2 separate regions of the Mus musculus genome follow, and region 1 is linked to region 2. A link is a loop called in an ENCODE intact Hi-C map of the cell type or tissue named here. Cell type or tissue: left cerebral cortex. All regions are shown on one strand. Links, peaks and the distances in the headings refer to the core of each region. The heading gives the core; the rest is flanking DNA.

The links. Hi-C counts contacts between places; a loop is a spot of excess contacts. Peaks named below come from ENCODE experiments on the same cell type or tissue, not always from the same donor. Only the 100,000 strongest peaks of a DNase experiment are listed, where the experiment ranks them.
Region 1: it touches region 2 in a loop (4-fold over the local background); 1 of 42 quality-filtered maps calls a loop at or near these places.

What each region holds. Positions count from the first base shown.
Region 1 is chr14:11,933,836-11,936,753 of GRCm38, reverse strand. All of the region lies in intron 2 of Ptprg (protein tyrosine phosphatase, receptor type, G), which reads right to left. Among named protein-coding and RNA genes, the nearest start is that of 3830406C13Rik, 350 kb to the left of the region's middle. In left cerebral cortex, for the core only: a CTCF peak has its summit at 1,253; a DNase peak (open chromatin) is centred at 856.
Region 2 is chr14:11,987,609-11,990,526 of GRCm38, reverse strand. All of the region lies in intron 4 of Ptprg (protein tyrosine phosphatase, receptor type, G), which reads right to left. Among named protein-coding and RNA genes, the nearest start is that of 3830406C13Rik, 300 kb to the left of the region's middle. In left cerebral cortex, for the core only: no CTCF peak of the experiment used is centred there; a DNase peak (open chromatin) is centred at 1,294; H3K27ac peaks cover 264 bases.

The DNA of each region.
Region 1 (2,918 bases), core at 215-2,714, 54 kb after region 2:
GTGAATAGTGTGTAAAATTAAGCAAACAAACCAAAGGCAACGAGGAGTACATACAACTGTCTCTGTTGCCTGAAGACAGCTAGTCAAAAGGAATCAGGCCCTAAGAGCCTGTTGTGCTCTCAGTGAGAAGTCCCCCGCAGGCTCTGGGTTAGAACGCCTGCTCAAGGTTATAGGACTTTGAAAACTGTGGAACCTTGCTAGAGGCAAGCGTGTCACAGGGCCAGGCCTCGCCAGGCCTCAGGAGTTCATAGCCTCATCCCAGTTCCAGTTTGCTCTCTGCTTCCTGTGTGCAGATACAGTATGACCACCCAGCTTCCCACTCCTGACCCCGGCTGCCAAGTCAGCCCTGCCATTGTAGATGCTGTCCCAAAGAAACTTTTTTCCTTAAAGTTCTTCTGTCCATGACATTTTATTAGTAGAAAAATATCTAATTTGGTACTATTCTACATTTCAAAACACTAATGCCATCTACAGAATGAGATTAGGATGGACAGAAAAACGGGAGGAAATGTTAATTAAAATCAGAGCATTCATAGGAGAGTCCATGTCTAGGGACTGTGATTAAGTAGAGGACAGCACAGTCATGTTGCCCTCCCAATTCTAGAAGACAGCATTAAGCCAGCAAGCATACTACAATGGGAGTCCACCACACTGCCGAATTCTTGAGTCTGGGTACTCGCACCCCAGGAAAACGCTAAGTGATTCCAAAACAGTTGGATCCTCGCTCTGAAAAACAAGTGGTCTAATCAGGAAATGAGAAGTCCTTTCCCTACAGATAGAAGAGCTAATGGTTACAACGCTACAGTGTGACAGAGGCACATTCAGGAGAGCTGGACAAAGGAAGAGGCAGAGGCAATCAGCTGCCATTCTCTCTGCAGCAGGGAGCCGGAGGATGGAAATTTAGAGATGCTGTTTCTATTTATTAGCACTAAGCTGCTTCCTCATATCCCTCCATAAACATGCAGCTCCAAAAAACAAAAAAGATCTTTTGATCAGGAGCAGGGCTTTCTTTAAGCTGGAGGCTCGTGAGCATGCCTGCTGAGCGAGTTCATGTAAACAGATATCCAAACATTGTGGGCCTGAACAACACTTAATATCTTATATTCTGTTTGGTATTTTCTTTTGAATAAATCCAATGATAACGTTTTCCTCTCTTTGAATAAGACCCCAAAGGGAAGTAAATTGCATGATGGGAAGAAAAAACAGTCAGGGCATTCCAGGGGCTGTCAGCATCCATAGGAAAGCACCTGTGGTTCCTGTATCTGCCACTAGTCTAAGGAGTGGCACTCCTGAGCACTGGCTACAGGATCTTTTATAAATACAAAAGTGGTGTCTTCAGGCTCAAAGCAAAGAGCAATATTGTCTTCAACACTAAAAGAGTTTCCAAAATTAAAACAAAAAGCATTACTTAATTTGAAAAGGTAGTGGGCTTCTTCAGGTCTCCATAATGGTTCCCTTGGTTTTCTGTATTTCTTTGCTGGTAACAGAGCAAAAAGAGGAAGAAAGCAAAACTCCTTGAGAATGTCTGCCATGTAACACTAAAGCACAGACGGAATCCAGTCAGTGATGAAATGTCTGCCGTGTGACAGTAAAGACAGACAGAATTCAGTCAGTGATGAAATGTCTGCCGTGTGACAGTAAAGACAGACAGAATTCAGTCAGTGATGAAGGGGTTAAGAATATTCTTTTCTTTTCTTGCTGGGTACAGATTTTTTTCAGTACCATCCCAAAGCCATGTAGGTATCCTATGCTCATGATCTGAATCCCACAAGCTGATGCTAGAACACAGAAAATAGGAAAAAAGCTATCTCACATGGTTCCAGAGAGTGGCTTTCCCTCCCTGGTTCTCGGATTATTTATGACCAAAGTCAAAGGAACATAGCCTACCGGGCACTTAGAAACCACCTTTGTCACAAAGCACTGAACACTCACTTGGGCTCACTAGGCATATGAAAGGAGGAGATGGGCCTGGCATCTGGGTCTTCATCTAGTCAGACACCTGCTTGACTTTGTAAGTCACTTAAGGAGTGGCTGTGTGCATAACCAACCTGTCTCCCCTAAGACTAAAAACACAATAGCCATGCCCTAAATCTGGAGTCACCTTGGATTCCAGAAGAGCAAAACCTCACAAAACAGGCCCCACTTCAGATAACAATAATTCCTTTCATTCCCTGGCTTTCCCCACTCCCCACTGCACCCTATTCCTGCCTCCCTGGGTAGCATCTCTGTTTTCCTAAGAAATCCTACTTCTATTATACATTTGGAATGCAAAGTTCCATTCACAGTTTTTCCCCATCCCCAGGCTCCATGTATTCATTATCAGTGTGGATCTGAGTCCCAGCCAATTTGCCCAAGTACCTAGGTTCTTATGTCAGACGGAAAAGAACTGAAGACACACAATTAGAAATAGAGACATTTTATCAAGAAAGAAAGAGAAAGGGAAGGAGATAGTCGGCCATGGGCCACAAGGTCTGTGACCCCTTAGGTTATTTAGAAGTCCCACACTGGTGTATCTTGGGCTTTTCTTGAGCCCACTATACAAAATTCAACTGGGACACTGTGTTCACTCCCTCTCTGCCAACTTCCCTGGGCATCCTGTTTGCTGAATAAAGTAGAGGTGGGAACGGACTCCAAGTCGCATGCCAGAGACATAGAATCTGCACCAGAAACACAGTGGAGTCTGCCCCATTTTCTGCACATTTTAAAAAAACATTTTTTTGAAAATTTGTTTATTTTATGTGCTGATTATTTTGGTCTACATGTGAGTCAAGACACTGTGCACCTGGTGTGCACAGAAACGAGAAGAGGCCATCTGATGCTCTGGAACTAGGGTTACAGGTGCTTAAAGTCACAACGTGGGTGCTGGGACTCCAACATGGGTCCTCTGCAAAAAGACCAGTACTGAGCAACCACTGAGC
Region 2 (2,918 bases), core at 117-2,616:
GCTCAGGGTGGACCAGACACCTGACCTATTAAGAGCAGGGGAAGAGGCCGTGAAGGCACTGATGGAGACTGATGCCACTAAGCCAGGCTGCTCTCTAGCTTGCTTCTCTCCACATTTGGATCCATGCTGCATAAAATATGTCTTTGTAACCAAGCTGTTAATTTCGAAGCTGATCTAAGCCAGCTTTTCTTCCTTGTCTTCAGAGTAGAAGTACCATCAAAGCCAGCAGTATTTGGCCTTCTGACCATGACCTAAAATTTCTCTGGATGTACATACAACATGCCTAATGTGTGGTGAGGCTTGATGAGGTAGGGATATGAAATACCAAGGCAAACTCCTGCTCCCAGTTTGATTGAAGTGATTTCCTTCTGGTTGAATTAACAACAGGATTTAATGAAACCACACATTTCATAATGTGTTTGGTCATGCATTTCAGTTTTGTTTGGAATCAAAATCCTTCCTCTTCTAAAATGTGACAGATTAAATTATTAAAAATGTATAGGTAGTAATTAGTGTACAGATGCCAGGAACACAAGAATATTTCCCCATGTTATGTCTATGTCACCTCAAAAAGATCAATTTAAGCTGGGCGTGGTGGCACATGCCTTTAATCCCAGCATTTGGGAGGCAAAGGCAGGCGGATTTCTGAGTTCGAGGCCAGCCTGGTCTACAAAGTGAGTTCCAGGACAGCCAGAGCTATACAGAGAAACCCTGTCTCAAAAGAAAAACAAAAACAAAAACAAACAAACAAACAAACAAAAAGGTCAATTTAAAAGGGCTTTTTCAGGGCAAAAAGTGCCTGACTTTCAATACAATATTAAAAAGGGCATGTTTGGCTGTACATGTACATGGGCACACATATATGTACATGCAGGTGAAGGACAGAGGTTGACATGAGGTATTTTGTCCCATTGATCTATGACTTATCTTGTGAGATGGGGTCTTTCAGTAGCTGGAACTCACTACATCAGCTAGGGTGACTGTCCAGCACTGCCCAGGCGTCCTTCTGTCTGCATCTCCCAAAGAGATTACAGGTATGCATTGCCTTGGGTCTGGCAAACTCAAAAATCAGATCCTCCTGTTTACACAGCAAACCCTTTAGCAATGGAACTATCTGCCTTTTAAGGACTGTTTCTAACAGTCTTTCTTTCTACAGAGGACTCTTTTATACAAAGAACAAGTAGATTCCAACTTCCAGGAAACCTGGGCCTCACCCTCTCAGTAATTAATAGATGCTGTGCTACCCAGGAGCCCTAAAGAATATTTCTCAAGCCTTAAATGCAGGCTAGGCTGAGTCATATGCAGCACATCCCCAAAGATCCATGGAGTAAATAATCAGGAGAAGAAACAGTTGCCTGGAGCACCCAACGCACTCCAGACTTCCAGCAAGCAATGCAATTTTTTACTGTAACAAGGAAAATTATTCACTGAAACACACACAAAAAAAGTGCTTTCATTTCTAACTCCTAGCCTCGTCTTACACATGAGCACACACATTTCCTGGATGATCATTTAGCCAATTCTTTCCTTCACCCCCTTCATGTTGGCTCTGGGGCACATTTTTTGATGGATTTGGAAAGCTGTGTTCATGAAGGAAGTTTATTTCTTTTGCTAGGCTTCCGACTAGAGTAAAATCTGATTAAGCTTGCCTACAGGTAAATTTTTGTTAACTGCTTAGCTTAAAACACAAGTCGACACTTGGAAAACTTGAGAGGAATGAGAGAGAGAGAGCACAGCACACTGGCTTTTTCAGGAAGGGAGCAAGCAATTTTTATGCAGACTCTTGCTTCAGCTAAGACCAGGAAGATTTGAGGTCCTGGTCGCTGGGGTGGGAAAGGTGATGGACCTGCACACGGGCAGGGAAACACGTGGAAGAAAAGGGCTCTGTGGGAGAAGAAAAGCCACTGGTGGCCTCCTATTTACCACAACCAGTGGAGAGAAAGTCGGCTAAGGAGGCAGCCCCTGGAGCTGTGGGGACACTGAAAAAAAAAAAAAAACACTGTCACTCTCAAGGTTTCCCTGAGTTGGAGTAGTCCAAGTGGTAGGTCCTTTCTTATACTAATTAATATTTTTTAAAACTGGCTGGAAAATTTGTAATTAATCTGGTAAACCCTATCCATGATTTGCTCTATTCAATTGCCACTGGGAGGAAGACTATGAAAAAAGGGGGCAGACATAAAAAGGTTCTTCTCCTGAGTGCTTCTACATAACTACTTGGGATGAATAATACTTTGACTGAGCAGTTTTGACAATGGTAGAGTAGCCAATGGAAACATGGCTCCCATCCATCCACTGGCTGTGTAGGGCACCTTGTCATGTACTATATACTTTACGGTGTTTTTATATACCTACTACTGAGATGAGAAAAGTGAGGCTTGTCAAAGTAAAGTCATGGGCCTGGGGCCTGCAGGAAAGAATAAAGGCTGTGATTCACACCTAGGCATACATGGGAATATAAATCGCTCACACTACCCGACTAGGATCTCCCTGTGTCTCTAAATGAGCACAAAGGAGGTGCCCGTGGTAACTAGCGTAATTTACTGAGATGCAGAAAAATCAAGACACATGGTTAATACTAAAGTCAAGGGCTGGGGAGATGGCTTAGTGGGCATGCCCTTCTGCACAGACATGAGGACCTGAGTTAGATTCACAACAGCCATGTAGAAAAGCAGCCCATGGACCCATGCACACCACACCTGTGACTCCAGCACACGTTAACCTCATGCTCCAGGTTCAGTAGGAGACCATGATACCCAAGACCTCTTCTAGCCTTCATAAACATGTGCATGGGGACAAGCATCCTCACATACAGGGACACACACATGCACATGTGCGCGCACGCACACACACACACACACAGGATAAGTGGAATTTTTGCAGATGACAAAGTACTGTATTTTCAAAACTTTAGAATTTTT